Regions from separate parts of the Homo sapiens genome. Here regions 1 and 3 are each linked to region 2. Evidence: chromatin contacts called from ENCODE Hi-C or POLR2A ChIA-PET data. All regions are on one chromosome and are shown on one strand. Each heading gives the region's core, a stretch centred on a gene start or an enhancer-like site at or near the end of the contact. The rest is flanking DNA. Distances are from core to core; before and after follow the strand shown. Region 1 overlaps LOC105370969 (a long non-coding RNA gene). Region 2 overlaps IQGAP1 (IQ motif containing GTPase activating protein 1). Region 3 holds the start of LINC01585 (long intergenic non-protein coding RNA 1585).

The links. Hi-C counts contacts between places; a loop is a spot of excess contacts on that map. ChIA-PET counts read pairs that join two places held with the same protein, here RNA polymerase II (POLR2A). Pooled maps may share reads with other maps.
Region 1: a loop to region 2 is called in a map of naive thymus-derived CD4-positive, alpha-beta T cell, with 2.0 times the contacts of the local background. The contact joins two enhancer-like sites. A Hi-C loop is called at or near these places in 1 of 168 maps with a recorded cell type or tissue (naive thymus-derived CD4-positive, alpha-beta T cell) and 7 of 50 pooled maps. POLR2A ChIA-PET finds 5 or more read pairs at or near these places in 3 of 52 experiments (A673, Caco-2 and GM10248).
Region 3: a pooled map shows a loop between it and region 2 (2.1-fold over the local background). The contact joins the promoter of LINC01585 here to the enhancer-like site in region 2. A Hi-C loop is called at or near these places in 6 of 50 pooled maps. POLR2A ChIA-PET finds 5 or more read pairs at or near these places in 2 of 52 experiments (CD4-positive, alpha-beta T cell and GM12878).

The regions. Positions count from the first base shown.
Region 1 is chr15:90,851,113-90,854,511 of GRCh38, reverse strand. It overlaps LOC105370969 (a long non-coding RNA gene), which reads right to left. Exons shown (of 3, transcript XR_932610.3): 3 at 883-1,770. Among named protein-coding and RNA genes, the nearest start is that of FURIN, 16 kb to the left of the region's middle. RefSeq lists enhancers at 1,616-1,665, 1,676-1,765. Within about 2 kb of position 1,496, at least 6 of the 41 ENCODE cell types and tissues checked have a DNase peak (open chromatin) inside an H3K27ac peak, as active enhancers do.
Region 2 is chr15:90,399,392-90,402,930 of GRCh38, reverse strand. The region is part of intron 2 of IQGAP1 (IQ motif containing GTPase activating protein 1); the gene reads right to left. Among named protein-coding and RNA genes, the nearest start is that of IQGAP1, 13 kb to the right of the region's middle. Within about 2 kb of position 1,875, at least 35 of the 41 ENCODE cell types and tissues checked have a DNase peak (open chromatin) inside an H3K27ac peak, as active enhancers do; they include CD4-positive, alpha-beta T cell and GM12878, where a contact is called at or near this core.
Region 3 is chr15:90,658,510-90,661,818 of GRCh38, reverse strand. LINC01585 (long intergenic non-protein coding RNA 1585) reads right to left here and starts at 1,585. Exons shown (of 3, transcript NR_120371.1): 1 at 995-1,585; 2 at 336-426. All of the region lies in intron 2 of CRTC3-AS1 (CRTC3 antisense RNA 1), which reads left to right. RefSeq lists enhancers at 439-488, 629-678, 901-1,429.

The DNA of each region.
Region 1 (3,399 bases), core at 247-2,746, 450 kb before region 2:
GGACCCGGGGTGGGTAGATCAGTGAGTCTCCTGCTTGGAAATGTGTACCCGTGCCCATTCTGGCTTCCCAAGGGTCATTCCATGAGTCCTCAGCCTCGCTGTGTGCCCCCCCACTCCCCATCACACAGGTGATGTGGGGAAACAGGCAGAGGGAGCACTGCATGGGAGGAGGAAGAGTTGAGTTTGCTTGGTCTACAGTGGTTTTTGTTTTTGTTTGTTCTTTTGAGATGCAGTCTTGCTCTGTCGCCCAGGCTGGAGTGCAGTGGCACAATCTCAGCTCGCTGCAAGCTCCACCTCCCGGGTTCAAGCGATTCTCATGCCTCAGCCTCCCAAGTAGCTGGGATTACAGGCGTGTGCCACCACACCCGGCTAATTTTTGTATTTTTAGTAGAGACAGGGTTTCGCCATGTTGGCCAGGCTGGTCTTGAGCTCCTGACCTCAGGTGATCCACCTACCTTGGCCTGCCGAAGTGCTGGGATTACAGGCATGAGCCACTGTGCCCAGCCTGTGTTTTTTTTTGTTTGTTTGTTTGTTTGTTTTTGAGACAGGGTCTCACTCTTGTCACCCAGGCTGGAGTGTGATGGCATGATCATGGCTCACTGTAGCCTCGACCTCTCTGGGCTCAGGTGATCCTCCCATCTCAGCCTCCCAAGTTGCAGGGACTACAGGTGCATGGAACCATGCCTGGCTAATTTTTTTATTTTTGGTAGAGACATGGTTTTGCCATGTTGCCCAGGCTGGTCTTGAATTCCTGGGCTCAAGTGATCTGCCCACCTCAGCCTCCAAAAGTGCTGGGATTACCGGTTTGAGCCACCACACTTGGCTGGTCTACAGTGTTTTAAAACAAAAAACAGCCCATCATTTAGAATTAAAAGAAAAAAAGCAGCTGGCTATAAAATAATATATATAAATAAAGTTTATATACATACACTGAAAAAAAGACTGGAGGGAAATACACCAGCCAACTAGAGTGATTGTTCCTGGGTGACAGGCTTGAGGCTGGATTCTTATTTTCCTTTTTTTTTTTGTTTTTTGAGACGGAGTCTCGCTCTGTTGCCAGGCTAGAGTGTAGTGGTGCAATCTTGGGGCTCACAGCAACCTCTGCCTCCCGGGTTCAAGCGATTCTCTTGCCTCAGCCTCCCAAGTAGTTGGAACTACAGGTGCACGCCACCATGCCCATCTAATTTTTGTATTTTTAGTAGAGATGGGGTTTCACCATGTTGGACAGGATGGTCTCGATCTCTTGACCTTGTGATCCGCCTGCCTCGGCCTCCCAAAATGCTGGGAATACAAGTGTGAGCCACCGTGCCCGGCCGCCTTTCAAACTTTTTGATAGTGAATATGACTTGCTTTTACCATCAGATGCAACAATAGCAAACATTGTCTTTATCAAGGGGAAATGAAACCTGTGGTTTGGGCTCCAGCGGTGAGCAAGGCCAACTTTTCTCACTTGTCCCGCCATGGGTGGTGACCCGCAGGCTGGGGTGGGGCCAGGTCCATCTTTCCTGTTCCCCAATCTTAGAGGTGGCAGAGGCCCTTCGAGTCACCTTGCTGGCCCACTGAGGAGCTGTGGCTGAGGAATACACCCATCAGGGCCGACTCCTTGCTGGGAACTTGGTGAGGCAGATGGACGTGGTGATGAGCCACAGTGAGGTTTCCCCCACATCCTTTTGCCTGCCCTGCTGCGTCTGCTGCTGAGTCAGAATCCATCTGGGGAGCCACCGTGGGATGTACTATGATGCACTGGGCAGCCTCCGAGGGCCAGGCAGGCTTTGAAGAGAGGCAAGAAGGTCAGAGGAAAATCAGAGGCACTCTGTTTCCACCTGCATCCACTGCTCAGTCCCCGGGGTCATTCTTTGCCAGTCTCAGACCTTGCCACAGTGCTCTGGCCAAAGCGCCCCTTAGGCACGCCTTGGGGACCCCAACATGTGCTCATGCCAGGCGCTGGCCTGGGCACATCCCCATGCTCCCTGGCACAGCCCTACAAGCTGGATGTGGCAGGAGTGAGGGCTGGTGCCTGACCTGCATCTGTCTCAGCCCTTCCCTACTCACTGCCTCCACTTACGGAGGCTGGAGCTTTTCAGTGGGGCACAGACATTTTGGCATTTGGGTGGGACATTTTTTTTTCTTCTAGGGCAGGACAATTCTTCATATAAGACTGTTCTATGCATTGCAGCTAAATCATTGTGACAACCCAAAATGACTCCACACATTTCCAAACATCCCTTAGAGGTGTGAGTTTGACCCAGGCTGAGACCCACAGAGCAAATGTTGGATCCGTGCAACCGGCAGCCTGGTTGCAAGGCTTCCCTTTGGCAGTGACATTGAGGGGAAGTCTTCAGGTAAACAGGTTTTTCTAAGAAAAAAGACAAAGATGATGAATCCTCTCTCTGACCTCCTGAACCAAAACCAGCAACCGCACATGGCTGAGCTTTTCAAGATGAAATGAACAAAGCTGCTGTTTTGCGGGAGGTTGGAGCTCTGCAGTTACCTGCAGCCAAATGCATTCCTAACTGCTACAGGTGAGGAAACAGGCACAGAGTGGTCAAGCCACTCGCCCAAGGTTGCTTCACTGGAAAGGAGGGAAGCCAGGATTCACACCCAGACATTCTATGATTCTGCCCTGACTCATTCCAGCTTTTCTTTCTTTCTTTTCTTTCTTTCTTTCTTTTTCTTTCTTTCTTTCTATTTCTCTTCCTTCCTTTCTTTTTTTTTTTTTTTTTTTTTGACAGAGTCTCACTCTGTCACTCAGCTCTGTAATCCCAGCACTTTGGGAGTCTCAGATGGGCAGATCACCTGAGGTCGGGAGTTTGACACCAGACTAGCCAACATGGTGAAACCCCATCTCTACTAAAAATACACAAATTAGCCAGGCGTGGTGGTGGGTGCTTGTAATCCCAGCTACTTGGGAGGCTGAGACAGAAGAATTGCTTGAACTCCCACAGGCAGAGGTTGCAGTGAGCTGAGATCACAGTACTGCACTCCAGCCTGAGCAACAGAGCAAGACTCTGTCTTAAAAAAATAAATAAAAATAAAAATGGCCACAGAAACATTTCCAGTCCCATGTGTTACTCCAGAACCTTACCACTCTCCCATAGGGGAGAGTGTCCCACGGTGGCTCCCCAGATGGATCCTGACTCAGCAGCAGACGCAGCAGGGCAGGTGAAAGGATGTGGGGGAAACCTCACTGTTGCTCGTCACCACGTCCATCCACCTGACCCAGTTCCCAGCAAGGAGTCAGCCCTGATGGGCGTGTGCCTCGGCCACAGCTCCTCAGTGGGCCAGCAAGGTGCCTCAAAGGTCCTCTGCCACCTTCAAGATTGGGCAACAGGAGAGGTGGACCTGGCCCCACCCTGGCCCTGCTTGGTGTATCTTATGATAATTCACTTTGATGTTGTT
Region 2 (3,539 bases), core at 626-3,125:
AGCTGTTTTAAAGGTCATCTGAGATGTATGTTACTTACAGTAAAATGACCTGCTGATTAATGCCTACTGCATGCATATCTGTGAGACTTTTTCTATTTAAATGTTATCTTTTTCCTATTTTTAATGATTGTAAGTTTTTTTTCTCTTCTTTTCAACTTTTCCTTTTCTAATTTTGCCCCCACTCCCTCTTGTATTCCTCAATTCATTCTGTTTTTAGGATCACCAGTTAATTCTATTTGAGAAAATATTTTTAGTTTCTTATGTTGCTCATCAATAATCCCAAGCAATAGTCTGACACTTTTTAACCTTATGAATAAATACCTATCAGAGTAATACTATTTCCTTCTGCTGCAGAAACCTCACAGTTCTTAGAGCCCAGTGTGTCTAAATCCCCAAACAGCTGCCCCAACAGAAGCCAAGCCCTAGGCTGGCAGCTGCCTCTCCAATATTCCTTCTGCTTTTTGTTATGATTTCCAATGAGTCAACAGGAAGGTATTCTGAGTAAAGAAGAAATAGAGCTTTTAGACAGGCCTCTCCTCCTCCCACAACCCCAAAAATACAGTTCTTGCCAAATGATCCAAAGCAATTTCCAATCCAATTTGCCACTCCTGTCTGTATGAGGTAACTCTTTAACAAACAAGAAAGTGGTAGGAAGGAACACCTTTCTAAGCTGAATTCAAAGCAGATACCAGGTTATGAAGAAGGGAAGCAATTAGGAAGGGTCCAACAAGCTAGTTAGACACAAAAATACATAAGACAACTGGAGACTTTCCCTCAGGTGGCAGGTGGAAGAGACTCCAAAATAAGTGGCAGGAAATTGATGGAGTTCCCTCACTGACTTGAAAACTACACAAGTTACTTAATGTCTCTGGGCACCAGTTAAAGAGGTTAGACTTAAATGTTGCCACTTCAGCATCTGCAGAAGTTAAGAGCACCAGCTTTGGTGTCACAAACCTGGGCTTGAATTCCAATATATGACCTTGGGAAAAGTGTTATCAACTCTATTTTTTTCCCTCTTTAAAATAAAAATAATGCCTATCTCACAATAATGTAATATGTAAATTTCATCATCATTCTGCTTAATTAACAGTAGTTACTACTGTTGTCATTATTTTTAGAACCAGAAGTATAGCAGCAGCAGACTAACATGGCAGTTAAGAGAAAGGACTTCAGAGTTCTTGCCAAACCTGAAATCTGGATCAACCACTTATTAGATGAATGAGTTAACCTCTCTGAGCTTTGCTTTCTTATCTGTTAAATGTAGATAATAAGCACCTCACAGGGCTTCAAGAATAGCTAATTAGATAAAGCATATAAAGTGCTTAGCACAGTGCCTTGCATGTAGAAAGTATGCAATAAACGGTACTAATCATGACAATGAGGAAGAGGGGGAGAGGCAAGGGGAATACACTGACTTTGGGACAGACAGAAAATATTTTAGATTATGACTGCCTTGCAAATTGCAGGTTTTTGGTTTTTTGTTTTGGGGGATTATTTTGGCTTTCCTTTAGCTGCCTTAAAGTACTGAGGTTTCTAGAATAAAATGCCTTATTGAAATAACTAATTCTTCCCAACATACAACTATTTTTTTAAAAAATTTTAACCCAACATTCAAACTTCAGCAAGTAAACTCTTACTCTTCAAAATAAACCATTAACCAGATCTTTCTTAAACATTAATATGTTTAAGATTTTTTTAATTCACGCACTGTCAAACCACAGAGATCAATCAGATTGCTAGGAGACTTCAGGAGAAAAATTAAGGAGCAGAGCCCTGATTTGATCCGGTAGGCCACAGGCCCTCCAGGTTCCACTGGCACTTCACTCGGCTAACTCAACGATATGGTCTCTAGGCAACCAAGTCCTGAGTTAAGCAAACAACCACAGTAATATGAATCACTTCCGGATGTTCTCACTTTGCCTACCAGCGCTTTCTTACACAAATACTTCTTGTCAAGGGGTTTATTTAGCACCAGCTAGAAACAACCAAGAGTCCATCAGATACCACAAGGCTTAAAAATGTCCAAAACAGGTTCCACTACCAACTGGTATCCCCAGATGTGACACTGTGAAGCAGAAGGAATTGTACAGCAATCAGAGGCAGGTCACCACACTAAGCCGGAAAATGAAATTCCTAGAACATGCCAACTTGGGTCCTCAAATGTATTTTTACTATTTTGTCATTAGGGACATTAAAATATATAAAAACAGTTGCTCTGACCTGTAAGACCAGAAGAAATACATGCCAAATGAGGTCAAACTAACGGGCCACACTTAGCCCAGCCAGATTTTTTCCCCAACCTTGACTGGTGGACAATCCATACACTCAGCTGCCCGATTAACACTGGTTTTTCATGGCCACATCTATTTCAACACCTACGGATTATAAAGGGAAGTGGTAAACTATGTAACCCAACTATCTTGGCTACCTGCTCCTTTTTTTCACCTTGAAAGGATCTTTTGTGCCACACTCTTCTTCATGAACTAAAAAGAGATCATTTAAGCTATTAACAAGAATGGAGACGGAAAAGGAATTAATTAAAAATATAAACTACAATAGGACAAAGCAACTACCATTAACAGAACCAAGGAAAAAATATCAAGACTGTAGAAAATCAAGTCAGTGCAACAAAAGATGTATGTGAGACACATACCTAGAACGCTTATTTAACGTAAACAAAATGAAGAAGAGCCATAAAATAGACTACACAGATCTAACTAATCACCACAGGCATAATGGACAATTTCCTAAAGCTAAAATAAACAAACAAGAGACATTATAAACCAAGAAGAGTCTCCACATTGCAGGCAAAATTGCTAAGCCAATAGCAACCCTAACATGTTAACTGGGGAAATGTTTATACCTCAAGGAACAACAATTCTACAAATTTCAAGTCACGAAAAAAGGAAAAAAAAATCAAGTTACTTGTCATAGAGTTAAAATTAAGCTAGCTTCAGATGTTGTTTCTCAATGATAAGAAGTATAACAAAGTCATATATATTTTTCTCAAAAAAATGAAATATGGTTCACCATAATTTAAAAGTCCAGAACTAGAAATATATATATACATAATATTTGACAAAACAGACATGAATTGCTAATAGGTAATAAACAGCTGGTTTTTAAAGGATATTAGAGGCCTGTAATTCCATCACTTTGGGAGGCTGAGGCAGGAGGATCACCTAAGGCCAGAAGTTCGGGATAAGTTCCCCTTACAATCAACATTACAAGACCCCATCTCTACAAATATATAAAAAGTAAGCCAATCGATTATTAAACTGAAAATTTTGGCAAGGTTTTAGAGAAATTAAACTATCTAGACTTCGAGTTGATAGAAGAAATTACAAATCGAAAGACTGACATTTAAACTCAATAAAATTTAAAACTACAATGAAGAAAACAAATACAATGAAACATCAAGGGAAAATGTTTGTAGCAAATACGAGAGAAAGTCAAGTCCATGTTATAAAAGAGCTCACAAAAGTTAACATCATGACCCTAGAAGCCAGGCACATAACAAAAACAGAAAATTTGCATAA
Region 3 (3,309 bases), core at 336-2,835, 260 kb before region 2:
GACCAGCCTGGCCAACATGGTGAAATCCTGTCTCTACTAAAAATGCAAAAATTAGCCAGGCACAGTGGTGGGTGCCTGTGATCCCAGTACTTGGGAGGCTGAGGCAGAAGAATTGCTTGAACCCAAGAGGCGGAGGTTGCAGTGAGCCAAGATTGCACCACTGCACTCCAGCCTGGGCGACAGAGTGAGACTCCATCTCAAAAATAATAATAATAACTGATAATAATATAGAACAATTCTAACAATATACTGTGATAAAACTGATGTGAATGTGGTTTCTCTCTCTCTCTCTCTCTCTCTGTCTCTCTCAAAATGCCTTATTGTACTGCACTCACCTATTTTTAGATGGTGGTTGACCGCAGGTAACTGAAACCACAGAAAGCAAAACTGCAATGTGGGGGGGCTGCTTGCATGCTCCTTTCAGACCTGTTTGTGAGAGAGTTTTAACTGGAGGGTATCTAAATAATCAGAGAGTGGGAAGAGAAAGGGGTACTCACTTTTTATAGTTTTGTATTGTTTGTGAATGTTTTCTATTTCATATGTTTTGTAATTAAAGCCAAAAAGGGTAATGACAAAAAGGAAAAAAAATGCTATGTGTCTGGCTTTTGGGAAGTTATTAGAGGGAGTGGAAATTCTACCACCTCCTATTGCTAAATCTCATTAAAGTGCCCTTGAAATCAACCCAAACCAACTCTCAGGCACGGCCAGAACAACGGAGGCAGAGCAGAGCTCAGGATCCTGAATCCACACCCCCCGGCCACTCCTGGTGGGAAGAGAAGAAGGGGGCTCGTTTCCTGTGGTTCCCACCCTACCTGGCTGGAGAGGCTGATGTGGGGCGAGGTGTGACCACCAGTGCATGTAGGAGGCGGAGAAGGCAGTTTCTCCCACTGGCCGGTGCCCTGGGCCCAGCCCAGGACGGGGAACTAGGACAAGAGCCCAGCCCTCCAGCATCAGGTCTGGCGTGGCTCTGGGAGGAAGGAGGAAGAAAACTCACCCATGTCACCCCAAGTCATGGGGCATTTCCAGTGAGCACATACAGACTTAGGAACCCGGGAGAAAGCCTGGAGGCTAGAAAAGCTGAGACCACAGTCAGCTGGGCTGCAGATCTTTGCTCCGCCTTCCTCCAGACAGCACAAGTGACTCAGCCCTCCCCAGGGTGCTGCTTCTCGCTCTGACACCACGATTTGGCCTCCTCTCACTCACAACTCTATCTCCTCTCTGTGTCATTCCTCCTACTCAGGGCCGATAGTCAAAATATCAAACCACTAATAAAGCATGGGCACCTGCCAGTCAGACTACACACCAGCTGGGAACAATGGCTAGAGGTAGCAAATTGCCCCAAAACTTAGTGGCATGAAACAACAAACATTTGTTACATAACACACTAATGGGTCAGGAGTTTGGGTGGTTCTGGCTCAGGGCCTCTCATGAAGTTGTCAGCATGTCAGAGTTGGAACCATTTGAAAGCTTGGCTGGGGCTGGAGGATCCTCTTTCAAGGTGTCTCATTCACAAGGCTGTCGGCAGAAAGCCGCAGTGCCTCCCCAGTGTGTGGGCCTCTCCATAGGGCTGCTTGAGTATCTTCACAACATGGTGGCTGGCTTCCCCAGAGGGAGACATTTGAGAGACCAAGGCAGAGTCACAATGTCTTTTATGACCTATCCTTGAAAGTTATATACCGTCACATTGCAGCATCCTATTGGGTCAGCCCTAGTCAATGTGAGAGGGGCTACACAAGAGTGTAAATACAAGGATGCAAGGATCACTGGAGGATGTTTTGGAGGCTGGCTACCCCAGGTACTATATTATGTCCTGTTTAAAACTCTCTAATGGCTTCCCACTAACCTCAGAATAAAATCCAAATGTCTTACCATGATCTGCAAGGCCTGGCATGAACTGACTCCTACCTACTTTCCAATCTCATTATGTTCCTCTTTATTCACCTGCACTAAACTCCAAACACATCAACCCTCCCTACATCCATCAACATCTGAAGCTCATCCTTTACATTTTCTGCTCCCCGTGTCTAGAAGTCTCCTCGCCCAGATCTTTCTATGGCTAGTTCCTTCTCATTGTTTGGGTCTCAGCCTAACGTCACCTCCTCAGAGAGGCTTCACTGACCCCTTATCAAGTGTAGCCCTCACCCCACCTGTCACTCTGTCTTACATCACCTTGTGCTGACCTCCTCCTAGCACTGATCTCTATCTGAAAGTAATTTATTTGATTATTGCTTTTCTCCCTTCGTGTACTGGTAGGAGTCCTTAATTACAAGCAACAGACTGCTCTTTAGCTGCTTTTAAGCTACAGAGGAACCTATTAAAGGATAGGAGGTGCCTCATAAAATCTTAGCGAAATCAGAGAACCAGGCTCAAAGGCCATTTACCTGCACTGGTTCTTTCTGCTGCTGCCTCTGGGATCTGCTGTCATCCTGACAGAAAGGACTCCAGTCATCTGCTTCTCAGTGTCACTTAGCCTCATGCAGGAGCAGCCAACGGGTGGTGTCTTAAGTTGTATGCTGTGCCCAATCTTCAAGAGAGATGGGGAAAGGTTCTGGCTTCCATCATAAGCAGGTGTGAGTTCATAAGGTAGGAAATTCGCAAAATAGGAAGACTGTTCCATGGGCTGGGGAAGCCAAAGAGAGCTGATGCTATTTGGCCTCGACAGTCCACGCCTTTAGCTGCTTAATGTCATCAGCCAGCCTTCCTCCATCCTTACGCTTACTAACAGCAGAACCCAACAGCAAGCTGAGAGATGCTTCTCAATAAGAAAATAATTGGGAAAAGAGTTCATGGCTTTCGGGCCGGGCGCGGTGGCTCACGCCTGTAATTCCAACACTTTGGCAGGCTGAGGCTGGTGGATCACGAGGTCAGGAGTTCGAGACCAGCCTGACCAACACGGTGAAACCCCATCTCTACTAAAAATAGAAAAATTAGCTGGGTGTGGTGGCACGTGCCTATAATCCCAGCCACTCGGGAGGCTGAGGCAGGAGAATCGCTTGAATCCGGGAGGCAGACGTTGTGGTGAGCCGAGATCGCACCACTGCACTCCAGCCTGGGTGACAGAGCAAGACTCTGTCTCAAAAAAAAAAAAAAAAAAAAAGAGTTCATGGCTTTACTCCAAAACTTTAGTGCCTTCTGCTATTCTCTTGTCATCTTGCTCACATATTTATTTATTGCCTGCTTAGGGCACCCACTGGGTAACCTATGAGAGCAGGGATCTTGTTCATCACCATATCCTCAGGACCTAGAACAGTGCCTGGCACATCATAGGTGCTCAATAAATGTTAATGAATTGTGTACATGAAGTCCCCT